Regions from separate parts of the Homo sapiens genome. Here region 2 is linked to region 1. A link is an interaction called in ENCODE POLR2A ChIA-PET data of the cell type or tissue named here. Cell type or tissue: IMR-90. All regions are shown on one strand.

What was found. Peaks named below come from ENCODE experiments on the same cell type or tissue, not always from the same donor. Only the 100,000 strongest peaks of a DNase experiment are listed, where the experiment ranks them.
Region 2: POLR2A ChIA-PET joins it to region 1 with 10 read pairs; 4 of 35 experiments call an interaction of 5 or more read pairs at or near these places.

The regions. Positions count from the first base shown.
Region 1 is chr22:29,736,569-29,744,568 of GRCh38, reverse strand. ZMAT5 (zinc finger matrin-type 5) reads left to right here. Exons shown (of 6, transcript NM_001003692.2): 3 at 2,089-2,151; 4 at 3,839-3,919; 5 at 6,128-6,239. Among named protein-coding and RNA genes, the nearest start is that of CABP7, 21 kb to the right of the region's middle. RefSeq lists an enhancer at 6,446-7,299. In IMR-90, no CTCF peak of the experiment used is centred here; no DNase peak of the experiment used is centred here.
Region 2 is chr22:29,822,909-29,830,908 of GRCh38, reverse strand. ASCC2 (activating signal cointegrator 1 complex subunit 2) reads left to right here. Exons shown (of 20, transcript NM_032204.5): 3 at 5,129-5,287; 4 at 5,652-5,822. Among named protein-coding and RNA genes, the nearest start is that of ASCC2, 11 kb to the left of the region's middle. In IMR-90, no CTCF peak of the experiment used is centred here; a DNase peak (open chromatin) is centred at 3,108.

The sequences.
Region 1 (8,000 bases):
ACATGCCCTCCCCTAGTACCCCCCCACCTCAGGGAAAGGCAGGCAGTGGTGTCTGTAGCACCAGCTGGGTACAATGAGTCTGACAAGCCCGGCGCTAACAGATAGACCCTCCCCACCCTGCTGGTCCCCCTGGCATGAGTTCTCTGACAACCAACTCCTTATCCCAGCAGACCACACCCCCCGCCCGCCCCCGCCTCCCACAAGCCACCAGTTGCCCTTGGCAAATCACTTCCCTTGTCTGAACCTCTGTTTTCCCCTCTGCAAAGTGGGGATGTTTGCGCTGTTCAGAGGGTTTGTGAGGAAAAAATGAAGAATTGCTACCATTTGCTGTGTACCCACCCAGTCTTGGCCGTATACCTGGAGAACATGGTGCTAAGGCCACTGCTGGCCCCAGAGGCAAACCTGGTCACTTTCCTAGTGATTCTCATGTACCACCAGAGTTGGGAGCCACGGGCCTCCTCTGCAAAGCACTCTCCATTCATTATCTGATGACATTTTCACAGCAGCCCTGCCAGGTGGGAACTATCCTCCCATTTGACATATGGGGAAACTGAGACTTGGAGTTTATGCAGCTTGCACGTGGTCATATGTTGTTAGGATTTGAGCTCAGGTTTCTTGGACTCTGGAGCCTGTGGTCTTTCCTTGGCCTCTAGAAAAGGTGGTGGGTGAATGTCCAGCCCAGGCCTTGCCTCTCCCCTCCCCTGGGGTGGATATAAGGGTTCCTGAGTCAGGATACCATCCTCAGGTACCCTACTTCCTTACAGATTTTGACTGATTAATAGCTTGCCTATCAAGAAGCAAATTTAAAACCATACCTATATGATGAAAGTAAAGATAGGCTGGGCACAGTGGCTCACGCCTGTAATCCCAGCACTTTGGGAGGCCAAGTGGGGAGGATCGCTTGAGCCCAGGAGTTCGAGACCAGCCTGGGTAACATGGCGAAACCCCATCTCTACAAAAAAATTAAAAAATTAGCCGGGCATGGTGGCGGACGCCTGTAGTCCCAGCTACTCGGGAGGCTGAGGGGGAAGGATCACCTGAGTGCAGAAGGTGGAGGCTGCAGGGAGCTGAGATCATGCCGCTGCACTCCAGCCTGGGTGACAGAGTGAGAACTTGTCTCAAAGAAAGAAAAGAAAAATAGGAAAAATCAGAGGAAACTAGGGTTAAGATTAGGATCAGAGTGATTGCCGATGCTACAGAGTGATTGTCGGAAGTCCTGTCCGCGGCGGTGGCTGGTCTGGCCCTGAGTGCCCTACAGCTGGTGGAAGGAGGGGAGACAGAGGCCAGGGATTGCAGTCTTGCCTGTGGAGCAGTGCCTGGATCCTGGGATTGGCTGGTGGGCTTCCTGGGCACTAGGATTTACTTAAAAATTTTTAGCATTTTATTTTGAAATAATTATAGATTCACAGCAAGTTGCAAAGATAATAATGAGAAGTTCCATAGTGCCAGGATTTTTTTAAAGTATTATACCTCCAGGCTGGGCCCAGTGGCTCACACCTGTATTCCTAGCACTTTTGGAGGCCAAAATGGGAGGATCGTGTGAGCCCAGGAGTTCAAGACCAGCCTGGGCAACATAATGAGACACCAGCTCTACAAAAAGATAAAAAATATTAGCTGGGCATGGTGGTGCACAGCTGTAGTCACACCTAGTTGGGAGGCTGAGACTGGAGAAGGATCACTTGAGCCCAGGAGGTAGTGGCTGCAGTGAGCCATGATTGCACCACTGCACTCCAGCCTGGGTGACAGAGCGAGACCCTGTCTCTAAAAAACAAAAAAACCCAAAGTCCCCAGACTCTCCAGCTGACTCCCTCGTGCCAAGTTGAGAACTGCTGGCATGAAACTTGGTCCTTGTCTTTGGCCCGTCCTGCGTGGGGTGGGATGGATTGAGGTCACCTGCAGCTCGGATCCATCTGCCCAGGACTCCCACCTGTGGTCATCTCCTGCTTCCACTCCTCCGTGGAACAGGAAACTCTTCTTTCTGCACAGCTGTGTCGAGATAAAGGGTCCATATGCCCCTGTGGCTTCCACTTCCTGCCTCCTTTGGTGGAGCCTGAACCATCCGAATCCCGTCCCTCTCTTCTCTCGCAGATGCAGCTGCCATCTTGCTGGATGAGCAGAACAAGCGGCCCTGCAGGAAGTTTCTACTGACAGGTAAAGTCCTCTGCACAGCTCAGGTCCCTGCGGGGACCTGCGATATCCAGCCTGCCCCACTTGGACCTCTGCAGAGTGTCTTCCCCGACCCGGGCCACCATCCCAAGCCCACTTTGCAGCAGTGGCTCCAGCTGACTGGCCAGTCAGGGCCTTCCCAAGTGTGTCTCAGGACCTCCTAGAGTCTGGTCCTCAGCTCTTCAGATCTAGAATGTGATTATATCAGCTCACCTAGAACAAGCAAGGCGTGGGAGATTACATGTAAATCCAAGAGACACTTATGGGTGGAATAGACTTGTTGATTAAGTTAGCCTGGGAACCTGGCCTCCTTCCCAGCAGGCAGAACTTCAGAGAGTAACAGGGTTGATGATCTGAGGAAGTTCAGGATCAGAACCAAGGATGCTAGGTGTAGATTTGACTGCTCAGTACTCAGCTACTAGAGATGCATATAGGTCAGAGAGATAAAGGGCCGAGCATGGTGCCTCACTCTTGTAATCCCAGTACTTTGGGAGGCTGAGGTGGAAGGAATGCTTGAGGCCAGGAGTTTGAGACCAGCCTGGGCAACATAGCGAGACCCCATCTCTACCAAAAAAATTTTTTTTAATTAGCTGGGCATGGTAGCACACACTGGTAGTCCCAGCTACTAGGGAGGTTGAGGCAGGAGGATCACTTGAGCCCAGGAGTTCAAGGCTGCAGTGAGCTATGATTGCACCACTGCACTCCCACCTGGGCAACAGAGTGAGGACCCTGTCTCTTTTAAAAAAAGACAGAGCAAGAGGTAAAACCTCAGTAAGTGAAGGAACCAAAGACAGATACAAATAAGAGTAGGAAAAATAAGATAAAACCAAGAGAATAGTCTCCTCCATGCTTGCCCTTGAGGTCCTATGTATTCTCTAAGGGTTTGGCTCTGAGCTTCCTGGCAGCCATGGCAAAGAGGAAAACTATGATGATTCACATGGTTTGTAAGGGAGCTTAGCACTGGGGAGAGGTGCTGCAGCTGAACTAGGGAAACTGGGTGAATGTCCAAGCTCCCCTAGGATGGGCACCAAGCCTGCAGATCAGGGGCTTCCCTACAGACTTTGCCTTGATGTGAATATGTCACTGGTAGGTTATCCTGGCTTGAGACACCTCCAGCCTCCCAGTATCTCGACATACATTTTGGTCTCCTTGGTTGAAAGAGGGGAAGCCACCCCAGATTTTGGTGCCTCTTTGGCAAAGCTGCCACTGAAGCCTTTCTAAGGAGCAGTCCAATTGCTCCCGTGAGCCAGGTAGGCAGGCAGAATACTAGGCTGGGCATAGCACGTGCTGCGGCTTGGAGTGGAGAAAGGAAGCATTGCCCTTTCAGGAACCCATATGTAGTTCATCGAGGCAGGGCTGGGAGGGCTGGTGACAGAGACAGCCTGCAGAGGCTTGCGAGGCCCAGTCATGACAGGCTTCAGTTGGAAGTGATCCCCAGCATGGGGGGCAGCTGGAGAAGGGTCGTGAGCATGTGGCATGATAGGTGAGAAGTCGCTCTGGCTGCTGAATGGGCAGGGCCGGAGAGATTCCATTTTCTGTCCCGGATCAGGGTTGCTATTCTTTAGGCCCTGAAGTCCTGCCCCTAAGATTCTGGGATCCCTCATCTGGGCACCCCTCAGCCCCTGTGGGGAGCCCCTCCCGAGCAGCGAGTAACTCTGTCTTCCTGCTGCAGGCCAGTGCGACTTTGGCTCCAACTGCAGATTTTCCCACATGTCAGAGCGAGACCTGCAGGAGCTGAGCATCCAGGTGGAGGGTACGTCTCGGGATGCCCTGGGCTAAGCGGGAGTGGGGTGCTGGGGCATGTGGGCTCTGAGACCGGGGAAGCTGGCCTATGCCTCCCTATCTCCCCATCATTGGCAACCAAGGGCCACCCAGGGTGATGCGGAGCCCTGAGCCCCCGGTTTGGGCCAGGTGTTAGGAACAGCTTCAGCATGAGTGGAGAAGGCAGGCCTGTGTCCCCTTACAGTGGAGCCTGTGTGGCTTCCTGCCTGGGAGCCCTGAAGGTGCACCTCAGCCCCACCTGGACCCTGTGGCCAGCCCAGCAGTCATTGGTGGGTACACCCCATCCCTTCCTCAATCAGGCAGCATACCCAGTCCCCACTTGGCACCAAGCAGACCCCTTACGACAGTCTAGGGATAAGGAGTTTAGGAACGCACCTTCCCTGCCCTCTGGAGTCTCACAGCCTGGTGATTCCAGGGAGGGGCAAGTTCAGCTTCCATGGAAACTGACATCTCGCCTTTGGGAAATTCACTCCTCTAGTTAGAGAACAAGGAAGTTCTGACTGAGATGGTGTTTATCAATCTTCTTCCACAGCCTCTCACTGAACAGGTGGGGAAACTAAGGCCAACATTCAGACTGAAAGGCCTCGCGTGAGCCCCCCAGCAGGTTGGGGGCAGACTCCAGGTCTCTCAGTGCCTGCCCCCTTAAGCTTCTCTGTCCAGGAGGCCTCAGGGTAGCCAGTGAAGGTCTGGGGCAGCTTGGCCTTTGCCCTGATCCCCCTACGGGCCTCACTCCCCTCTGACCAGTTAGACACTGCAGGCTCCGTGCCCTGCCCTGGGAGCCAGTGGTGCTGTGGCTGCAGCCCCGGGACCAACACAGGGTTTCCAGGAGCATTTTTCCCCAGGGTGGAAGCAAGGCCTTGTGGGACTGGCCAGCAAGTCCTGGCAGCAGCGGCAGCTGCAGCTCTTCCCTGGCTATGGGCTCTCAGAGGACGGCTGGCCCATGGTGGGACGAGCACGGGGCAGTGGGCCTGGAACTGGAGACGATGCCGAGCGGGGACAGGAATGGGGAGAGGCCCAGGGAGGCTGGGAACAGAGTCCCAGCTGGCAGCTCTGACAGTCCCAGCTCTGCCACGTCCTCTGTAACCTTGGTACGTGGCTTAACCTCTTGGAGGCTGTGTCCTGTCGAATGTGATGTCTCTAAGGATGAAGCAAGATGACACCTGTACAGCCCAGGGCCCGGCCCCAAGTGAGCTCCAGAGACCAGGGCCCGGCCCCGAGTGAGCTCCAGAGACCGAGGCCTGGCCCCGAGTGAGCTCCAGAGACTGGGGCCTGGCTCTGAGTGAGTGCTAGTCAAGTGTATGATTACTTTCCTCTGGCCCAAGACTCCATCCCAGATGACTTGGCGACTCTGACCCCATCAAACGCTCACACCCAGCTTGTATAAATTCCATTCGTTGATTGGTTTTAATTCGTTGAGCAACAGGTTTTGTTGGACAGCTTATGAGAATAAAAACCAGGGAAGCTGAGGCTCATTACCCTGCCCAGGGTCAAAGACCCGGCAGGTGACAGAGCTGAGATGTGACCCCATTCGACTGCCCTCACTGCCTCCCTGCACCTCAGATTCAGACCCCTCCTTAGGGCCAGGCTCTCTCTCTCTTTTTTTTTTTTTGAGATGGAGTTTCACTCTTGCCGCCCAGGTTGGAGTGCAGTGGTGCGATCTTAGCTCACTGCAGCCTCCACCTCCTAGGTTCAAGCGATTCTCCTGCCTCAGTCTCCCAAGTAGCTGGGATTACAGGCACCCACCACCACACATGGCTAATTTTTTTTATTTTTATTTTTAGTAGAGGCAGGGTTTCTCCATGTTGGCCAGGCTGGTTTCAAACTCCTGGACTCAGGTGATCCGCCCGCCTTGGCATCCCAAAGTGCTGGGATTACAGACGTGAGCCACCACGCCTGGCCAGGGCCAGGTTCTCTACAAGCACTGTCCTGTTTCCAGCTCCCCAAGAGCTTGGAGGCAGCCGGGGTTGTCTCTATTTGATGGGAAAACAGAGCGAGGCCGAGTGCTGGGCCCTCGTGCACAGATGGCCTGGAGAAGCAGTCCAGGTGCATCCTCCTGGAAGGTTGCTGCAACTTCCCAGGCTTGCTCAGGGCCTACCAGTTGCTTCTGCTTTGTGAGAGGGTAGGGTTCTGGCAGGCAGGAGTGTACCCCTCACTTGCCTTTGTCTCCCTGTCCCCACAGAGGAGAGGCGAGCCAGGGAGTGGCTACTAGATGCTCCTGAGCTCCCCGAGGGCCATCTGGAGGACTGGCTGGAGAAGAGAGCCAAGCGGCTGAGCTCAGCCCCAAGTAGCAGGTACAGGTCCCCAGGGTTCCCTCCCGCTGTGCCCCCTGGGGGCAAAACCCCAGCCCGCCTTCCCCTTCCTGAGGCTCAGGAATCTCCATGAACTGCCCAGGCCCAGGGGCCGAATAAAGTTGCCTACACATAGCTCCCCGAGGAGCCCTTGGGGCCCCAGGCCCTGGCCAGAGGCTGAGGGGTGTTTGAAAGAGCCTCTCCCAAAGCTGGGCCCCTGTTGGAGTCTGTGCTGGCTGGAGGGGAGGCAGGCGGCAGAGCTGATTTGGCTGCAAGTCACAAGTCCGTTGCCAGAGGGAGGGGCCTGGGCTGTGGTCACCATGCACTGCTGCCCACTGTTGCCTCTAGGGCCTTGCAGAAGGGAAAACAGGGAGGGTGCGACTTGCCCGAGGGCACACAGACGGGAAAATGTAGAGCCGGGATTGCACAGGCGTGATGACGAGGTCCTGGTCCCACTGCCTTTCTAAGGAAGGGGGTCTGGAGATGGCCCCAGCCCTCGGGACGCTCACAAGTAGAAGGGGAGCTGCTGGATCGGGGTCCTTGGGGTGTGTGCTTCGTGATGTCCCTGGTCCTCCTCTTTGAGGGAAGGGCCTCGGGTGATATTCACATCAGAACGGGGCACAGGGCAGGCAGGGGCAGACAAAGGCTGGCGGCCAAAACCGAAGCCTGAGCTCCTGGGCTCTTCCTCCAGCAGTTGAAGGAGGGAGGGGAGGAAAAGGGGATAAAGCTGCGCCCAGGAGCCGCATGCGACTTTGAACACGTTTTCCCATCCCGACTACCTTGCTTTCCCCATCTTGCAACGGGCTTCAGACCTGACTACCTCTGTGGTGTGGCTTCACAAAATGGTGGCCTGGCCTGGGCCAAGGGGACCTGGCCAGATAGTCTGGGGGAAGAGGCCTTCCCTTGGAGCTCTGCCAGGAGGTGAAGGCCAAACTTCTTGCCTTCTCTGTGCTCCAGTGAAAGAGACTATGAGGGTGTTTTTTTTCTTTCTTTCTTTCTTTTTTTGTGATGGAGTCTTGCTGTATTGCCCAGGCTGGAGTGCAGTGGTGTGATCTCAGCTCACTGCAACCTCTGCCTCTGGGTTCAAGCGATTCTTCTGCCTCAGCTTCCCAAGTAGCTGGGATTACAGGCACCCACCATCATACCTGGCTGATTTTTGTATTTTTGTAGAGATGGGGTTTTACCATGTTGGCCAGCCTGGTCTTGAACTCCCGACTTCAGGTGATCCGCCTGCCTCGGCCTCCCAAAGTGCAACGTGTTGGGATTACAGGCATGAGCCACCACACTCGGCTTTTTTTTTTTTTTTTGAGACGGATTCTTGCTCTACCGCCCAGGCTGGAGTACAGTGGTGCAATTGTCTCATTGCAAACTCCACCTCTTGGGGTTCACGCCATTCTCCTGCCTCAGCCTCCTGAGTAGCTGGGACTACAGGCACCCGCCACCACGCCCGGCTAATTTTTTTGTGTGTTTTTAGTGGAGACGGGGTTTCACCATGTTACCCAGGATGGTCTCAATCTCCTGCCCTCCTGATCCACCCGCCTCAGCCTCCCAAAGTGCTGGGATTACAGGTGTCAGCCACCGCGCCCAGCCTTTTTTTTTTTTTTTTTTTTTTTGAGATGGAGTCTCGCTCTGTCACCCAGGCTGAAGTGCAGTGGCACGATCTCGGCTCACTGCAACCTCCGCCTCCTGGGTTCAAACATTTCTCATGCTGCAGCCTCCCAAGTAGCTGGGATTACAGGCATGCACCACCATGCCCGGCTAATT
Region 2 (8,000 bases), 86 kb before region 1:
ATGTGGGTTGTTAGACTGCAGGCATTGTGAGAGCGATGGCCTGGTCCTTGCCCTTTACTCCTGATTTCCAGTGCCAGGCGCACAGGAGGCTCTCAGAAAACATTTGGTACATGAGTCAGGGACTGCAGCCAGGCCATGTGCCAGGTGCTGGAGCTATAAAGAGAAAAGACATGGTCTCTGCCCTTGAAGAGCCCACGACCTAAGAGAAAGACAGACCAGTAGCTTCTCTAGTGTGATCAGGGTTGTGACAGAAGGAAGTCTAGGCTGTTCCATGAGTGCAGAGCCGGGGCCGCCGATCCAGACCAGTGGGGTGTGTAGGGGCAGGGAGGCTTTGGCCTGGTGGGAGGGTACGTGCAGCCCAGGAGGGCTTCCTGAAGGAAAGGGCTTCTGAACTGGGTATTGAAGGGCAACTTAACACTAGCTGGGCAGAGCAACAGGAGAAGGCTGGACCTGGTAGGACAACCTTAGTATGCAGTTCTGGAGTCTTGAGAGATCCTGACTCTTACACTAACCACAAGTCACTTGAGGTGGCAACAGTATAGCAGAGTTAGCAAGTACAGGCTTCGTGTTCATTTCACACATATTTGAATATTTGTCTTTGTGTCTTTGGGCAAGTTATTGAACCTCTCTAAGCCTCAAATCCAAAAGCGATAATAATAGGACCAGCTTTGCAGGGTGGTTGTGGGGATTAAATGAGATGCCTGTGAATGAGCACTGTGCCTGGAACATAGTAAGCACTCAATAAATTGTTATTACAATGGTGATGACAGCAGGGACAACAACAGCAGCACTAAATTGGGGGTATGGTGGGAAGGCAGATGAGTTGAGGGAGACAGCTGCCTGATCGAAGAGGGGTCTTGCTGGCAGACTGAAGAGTGTTACTCTGAAGGCCACGGGCAGCTCCTGAAAGATTGTACTAAGATATGTGTCCACCCTATATTTGTCCCTTTAGTCTTGGCTTGGGGCATGATCTCTAGCCAAAGGGTAGTTACCACACCACCTTTTCAGGGTAATTGGTAGAGCTAATGTTGGTTGAGGATCTATTTGAATAGCACATACTTGAAGACCCAAAAGAAATAGTCTTGTGGCCAGGCCCGGTAGCTCACGCCTGTAATCCCAGCACTTTGGGAGGCTGAGGCAGGTAGATCACTTGAGCCCAGGAGTTCAAGACCAGCTCGGGCAACATGGCAAAACCATTTTTTTTTTTTCCCAGACAGAGTCTTGCTCTGTCGCCTAGGCTGGAGTGCAGTGGCGCGATCTCGGCTCACTGCAACCTCCGCCTCCCGGGTTCAAGTGATTCTTCTGCATCAGCCTCCTGAGTAGCTGGGACCAGCTAATTTTTGTGTTTTTAGCAGAGACGGGGTTTCACCATGTTGGCCAGGCTAGTCTCGAACTCCTGACCTTGTGATCCGCCCGCCTTGGCCTCCTAAAGCACTGGGATTACAGGCGTGAGCCACCACGTCCAGTCAGCCTCCATTCATTTCTTTGTCCAGCCAGCAGATCTGTACAGAAAGTCTGCTCAATGCCAGGTGGTGTTCTATAGACTCGGAATGCTGGGTGAGCAAAGCTCAGACTGCCTCCAGACACCTACAAGCTAGTGGGGGAGACAGCTGGGAAGACCAGTCCTCCCCTTTTATACAGCTTTATTCAGGCATTGTTGAAGGACAATAAACTGCACATATTTAAAATATACAATTTGCCAACACCTATGAAAAGAAAGGGAATTTTTTTTTTGAGGTGGAGTCTAACCTGTTGCCCAGGCTGGGGTGCAGTGGCATGATCTCTGCTCACTGCAACCTCCGCCTCCCAGGTGCAAGTGATTCTCCTGCCTCAGCCTCCCGAGTAGCTGGGACTATAGGTGCGTGCCACTACACCTGGCTAAGTTTTGTATTTTTGATAAGAGATGGGATTTCACAGTGTTGGCCAGGCTGGTCTCAAACTCCTGGCCTCAAGTGATGGGCCTGACTTGGCCTCCGAAAGTGCTGGGATTACAGGCATGAGCCACTGTACCCAGCCAACATTTTAAAAATTAAAACGTAAAATATGCAATTTGATTGGTTTTTCCATCTGTATGCATGCATGAAACTATCATCATCAATGAGCATTTCTACCACCCCTGAAAGTTTTCTTGTGCCTCTCTGCAATCCATGCCTTCCTCCCACCCTTTCCCCATCCAAACCACTGATCTGAAAGCACTTTTAATGCTGTTCAAGTGGTATAGAGAGGTGAGCACAGAATGCAGGTGCTGAGGGAGAGCTTAGATGAGCTCCTAATCCAGCTGGGATGGGAGTCAGGGAGGCTTCCTGGAAGAGGTGAGATTGGAACTGGGGTCAGAAGGACAATCAGTGAGACCAGGATGGCACACAGATACCATAGGTCATTTAATAGGTCTGCAGTGTAAGCTTTGGCTCAAATCCTGCCTCAGTTGCCTCTTTAATCCCATGACCTTGGGAAAGTTCCTGAAACTTACTGTTTGATTCCTCCTCTAAAATGGGATGAATACTATGTCTCTTTTAAATAGTTTTTGTAGATTAAAAAAATAGGGGCTGTGGGTTGTGCCTGCTTAGTGGCTGGCACAGGGCAGGTCCACAATGAGTGGCAGCTTTCATTTGCACCATTCCAGCATTCACCAAATCTGTCTCCCACCGCCCAGTGCAATCTGTGCCCTTTTGTTATGACCCATGTTTATGCCTCCATAAAAATGTTTCTTCCATTTGAAGTCCTTATCCTCGAATGCTTGGAGCCTTGGAGGAAGTCTGCTTGCTCTGGGAAGCCGTCCCTTATCCTCCAGGTGCTATTAATTCCCTTCTGCATTTCCACAGTCCCTCTGCCAGGTTTGAGCTGTCACTTCCTTTGTTTTGTGCTCACTTGGTGATTTAGATGTCCATCTTCCCCCTGTGGGATTGTAGGGAAAGTAGAATCTCAGGGGTGTGTGTGTGTGTGTGTGTGTGTGTGTGTGTCAGAAGAATGAGTAGCCTGGTGTGTGTGTGTGTGTGTGTGTGTGTGTGTCAGAAGAATGAGTAGCCTGGTGTGTGTGTGTGTGTGTGTGTGTCAGGAGAATGAGTAGTCTGGGTGTATGTGTGTGTGTGTGTGTGTGTCAGAATGAGTAGCCTGGTTGTGTGTGTGTGTGTGTGTGTGTGTGTGTGTGTGTCGGGAGAATGAGTAGCCTGGCCTGAGTGAGAAGTGAGGGAAGAGGTAAAGTGCCAACAGATAGAAGAGGGAGGAAGCTTGGAAACCAAGGAGATGTATTTCGGCTCCTGACAGTTGTTTTGAACTTGTTTCAGCCAGCAGAATTTCTTTTTCAACAGATTTGTACCTGTAACTCCATGATACAAATTTGATTTAAATGGGAGGGGGTCCTGCAGACCCACATGAGAGGTGGCCTTGAAGAATCCTTGTGGTACCCACAGGCTCTACAGTTTGGAAACTCGCGTAAGGCACTAGGAAGGCATAGATGGTTCTTGAGGAGGCTGACCTCTTATCAGTCTCAATTTTTCTATATCCCCTGGATCAACAGACCTGGAAGTGGATGGACTGTGGTTGATAAGAGCTGACACATTGCCTGGCCATCCTCCTGCTACCACTTCCCCAGAGAAAGCACCCGTTATGTAGTCAGAGGAGAAAACTGAGCCCATCTCCTCTTTATGGTGAACAAAGTAAGGTTTGTTCATGGCAAGTAGGGGCTGGAAGGGAGAACTTGTGATTCTACGCTGAGACTTACTTACAAAAAAATAAAAAACAAAAAAAAAGGAAAGAACAGACCCAGACAAATTGTTTCATGGGTATAATTTTTTTTTTTTTTTTTTTTTTTGAGATGGAGTCTGGCTCTGTCAGCCAGGCTGGGGTGCAGTGGCGTGATCTCGGTTCACTGCAAGCTCTGCCTCCCGGGTTCACGCCGTTCTTCTGCCTCAGCCTCCCGAGTAGCTGGGACTACAGGCGCCCGCCACCATGCCCGGCTAATTTTTTTGTATTTTTAGTAGAGACGGGGTTTCACTGTGCTAGCCAGGATGGTCTCGATCTCCTGACCTCGTGATCTGCCTGCCTCAGCCTCCCAAAGTGCTGGGATTATAGGCATGAGCCACTGTGCCTGGCCTTTATGGGTATAATTTAATGTAAATGCCTGGAAGAGGTCTGCAAGGACACCCATCAGATGGTGAGTGGTTACCTCTGCAGGGAACATGGGGCCTGGGAGTGTAGTCCCAGGCAGCTCACCTTCTCTGTACCTTGTAAGTTTTTGAAAGAAAAGATGCTTGTGTCAAATTATATAATTAAAAATTAATTTAAAAAGTAATATATGTGGCCAGGAGAGGTGGCTCAAACCTGTAATCCTAGCACTTTGGGAGGCCAAGGCAGGCGGATGGCTTGAGCCCAGGAGTTTGAGACCACCTGGGCAACATGGCAAAACCCCATCTCTACTAAAAAAAAATTAGCCAGGCATGGTGGTGTGCACCTGTAGTCCCAGCTACTTGGGAGGCTGAGGTGGGGGATCACCTAAGCCCAGGAGGTAGAGGCTGCCGTGAGCCAAGATTATGCCACTCCACTTCAGCCTGGGCAACGGGAGTGAGACCTGTCTCAAAAACAAAACAAAACAAAACAAAAGTAATATATGAATATATGTTCTTTTTTTTTTTTTAATGGGAAAGTCTATTCAAGCCACAATTCACCACCCCCCGCCCCCATCAGAGATAACCACTATTAGCTTTGGGGCGTCATCTCCCCAGCTTCTTTTTTAAAAATCAATACCAGTGTGTGAATATACTTACACTTTTTAAAGACCGAAAACTATGCTCTGGTTTTTCTTCATAACAAATAAATCTTTTGCCTTTTACTAAAAAAGGAAAATGAAAACTGATTATATTAAACAGAGAGTTTTGTATCCTGCTTTCTCTTCCCTTAACCTTTCCCCGTGTCATTAAATCCACTCCGAAAACATGGATTTTAATTACCGCCTAGTGTTCGCTGAATGCAACCATGCCCTCTTTGTTAGATACACTTGGTTCTTTATGCTTAAAAGCTCCTTGGAGGGTCACCGGTTGGAACAGCCAAGTGTTGTCATTGCTGTGGGTTGGCAAATGGGCCCTCGCTGACTAACCTCTGCCACGTTAACACGTGGTTTTTGGATCCGTAGCACCCCGAGCAGAAGGCAGACCGGTATTTTGTGTTATACAAACCGCCCCCTAAAGACAACATTCCCGCCCTAGTGGAGGAGTACCTGGAACGCGCCACCTTCGTAGCCAATGACCTCGACTGGCTCCTGGCCTTGCCTCACGATAAATTCTGGTGCCAGGTAACATTCTATCAAAATTAACGCTAAGACAAAGCACATGACATGCCATTGGTTGGTTGCTGTTGTTGTTTTTCTTCCCCTAGGAGGTGCTTTTTTGTCTACTTCTTTCACTGGATCCTTAACAGCAAATTGTGGTTCGGATTGCTCTGTCTTGTATCACAATCTTAATGTTTACACACCTTTCAAAGTGTCAATTTTAGAATCTTGTGTTTAGCCCTTGGCTCATTCATACCTCCTTGGTCCCTTGGGGTCGGAGTGTTTGGAATAGGGCAGGGCTGATGGGCATTGAGTCCCTGCACAGTCCACCCACAAGCCCCTGGGGCCTAAGGGATAAATCCTCGCTCTCCTCTGTCTCCTGGTTTAGGTGATCTTTGACGAGACTCTACAGAAGTGCCTGGACTCCTACCTGCGCTATGTCCCCCGCAAATTCGACGAGGGGGTGGCCTCAGCCCCTGAGGTTGTTGACATGCAGAAGCGCCTCCATCGAAGTGTTTTTCTCACCTTCCTCCGCATGTCCACTCACAAGGAATCCAAAGTAAGCCACTGATCCCATGACAGGTCATCACCCGATACTCGACACCTCTGTGCCGGGCTCTCCACCCCTGGGAAGGAAGGCTCTGGAAGCATTGAGTTTCCTCTTTGTCTCTCTTCCATCTTTATTCCCACTGTTGGGGAAGAAATCTGTGCCACGTCCCTTATCCTCTAATTCACTGGGTTGGTCTGTGTTACACCCAGTATTTCCATCAAAGAGAGCCGAGGGCCCTTTGCCAGCTGACGCGTGACTGCCTTGACTTGTGCGTCAGAGAGAAAAAACATTGATTCTGACTTCTTAAAGGAACTTGTGTACTCTTTTTAAAAATCTTTACTGTTTTTTTTTTCCTGACTTTAAAAATAATACTGCTATCTCTAAACAACCCAAACATTGCGGAAATACGAATGTCACCGACAAAATCTCTCCCCTGCAAAATAACCACTGTTAGGTGCATTTTTCTTTCTTTGCTTTTTTTGAGACAGGGTGTCACTCTGTTGCCCAGGCTGGAGTGCAGTGGCGTGATTATAGCTCATTGCAGCTTCAGTCTCCCAGGCTCAAGTGATCCTCCCATCTCAGCCTCCCAAATAGCTGAGATACAGGCATGCACCATCATGCCTGGCTAATTTATTTGATTTTTAGTAGAGACGAGGTCTCGCTATGTTTCTCAGGCTAGTCTTGAACTCCTGAACTCAAGTTATATTCCCACCTCAGGCTCCCAAAGTGCTGGAATTACAGGCATGAGCCACTACACCCAACCCTATTACATGCATATTTCTTCAGGGAATTTGTTCCCTTTGAGTGTGTGTGTGTGTGTGTGTGTGTGTGTGTGTGTGTGTGTATTTAAAAAATAGGATCTTTTTAAAAAGTGTTATAATATGGACATTTTCTCTTCCTTTTTCTTTGTTTTTAGAGAATCTCTGTCACCCAAGCTGGAGTGCAGTGGCGCAATCATAGCTTCCTGCAGCCTCAAACTCCTGAGCTCAAGGAATCCTCCAGCCTCAGCCTCCAAAGTAGCTGGGACTGCAGACACCACCACACCCGGCTAATTTAAAAAATGTTTTTGGAGAGAGGGCATCTTGCTATTTTGCCCTGGTTGGTTTTGAATTCCTGGCCTCAAGCAGTCCTCCCTCTTCAGCCTCCCAAGTAGCTGGGATTATAGGCACTAGCCACCACACCTGACCTAGAATGGAAATTTCCAAATATACATAAATACAAAATTTTCTTTTCTTTTTTTTTTTTTTTGAGATGGAGTTTCACTCTTGTTGCCCAGGCTGGAGTGCAATGGCATGATCTCTGCTCACTGCAACCTCCGCCTCCTGGATTCAAGCATTCTCCTACCTCAGCCTCCCAAGTAGCTGGGATTACAGGCATGTGCCACCACTCCCAGCTAATTTTTGTATTTTTAGTAGAAATGGGGTTTCACCATGTTGGCCAGGCTGATCCCGAACTCCTGACCTCACGTGATCCGTCTGCCTCGGCCTCCCAAAGTGCTGAGATTACCGGCGCGAGCCATCGCGCCTGGCCACAAATACAAAATTTTCATATACAAAGTACAGTGAATCCCATGTACCCTTCAACAATTATCAACATTCCGCCAATCTCATTTTATCTCTCTCCCTTAGTTCTCTTTTTTCCTGAAGTATTTTAAAGCAATCCTAGATATCATACTAATTTATCTGCAAATATTTCAGGATAAATTCCCAACTGATTGTTTTATAGCATGCTTTGTTTTTACATTAAAAGGGAGAATGGGCCTGGTATGGTAGCTCATGCCTGTAATCCCAGCACTTTGGGAGGCCGAGGCAGATGAATCATTTGAGGTCAGGAGTTCGAGACCAGCGTGGCCAACATGGCAAAACCCTGTCTCTACTAAAAATACAAAAATTAGCTGGGTGTGGTGGCGAGCTCCTGTAATCCCAGCTACTTGGGAGGCTGAGGCAGGAGAATTGCTTGAACCTGGGAGGCGGAGGTTGCAGTGAGCCGAGATAGCACCACTGCACTCCAGCCTGGGCAACAGAGCAAGACTGTCTCAAAAAATAAAATTTAAAAAAAAATTTTTTTTAAAGGGGAGGCTGGGCACTGTGGCTTACACCTGTAATCCCAGCACTTTGGGAGGCCGAGGCAAGCTCATTGCTTGAGATCAGGAGTTCGAGACCAGCTTGGGCAATATAGGGAAACCCT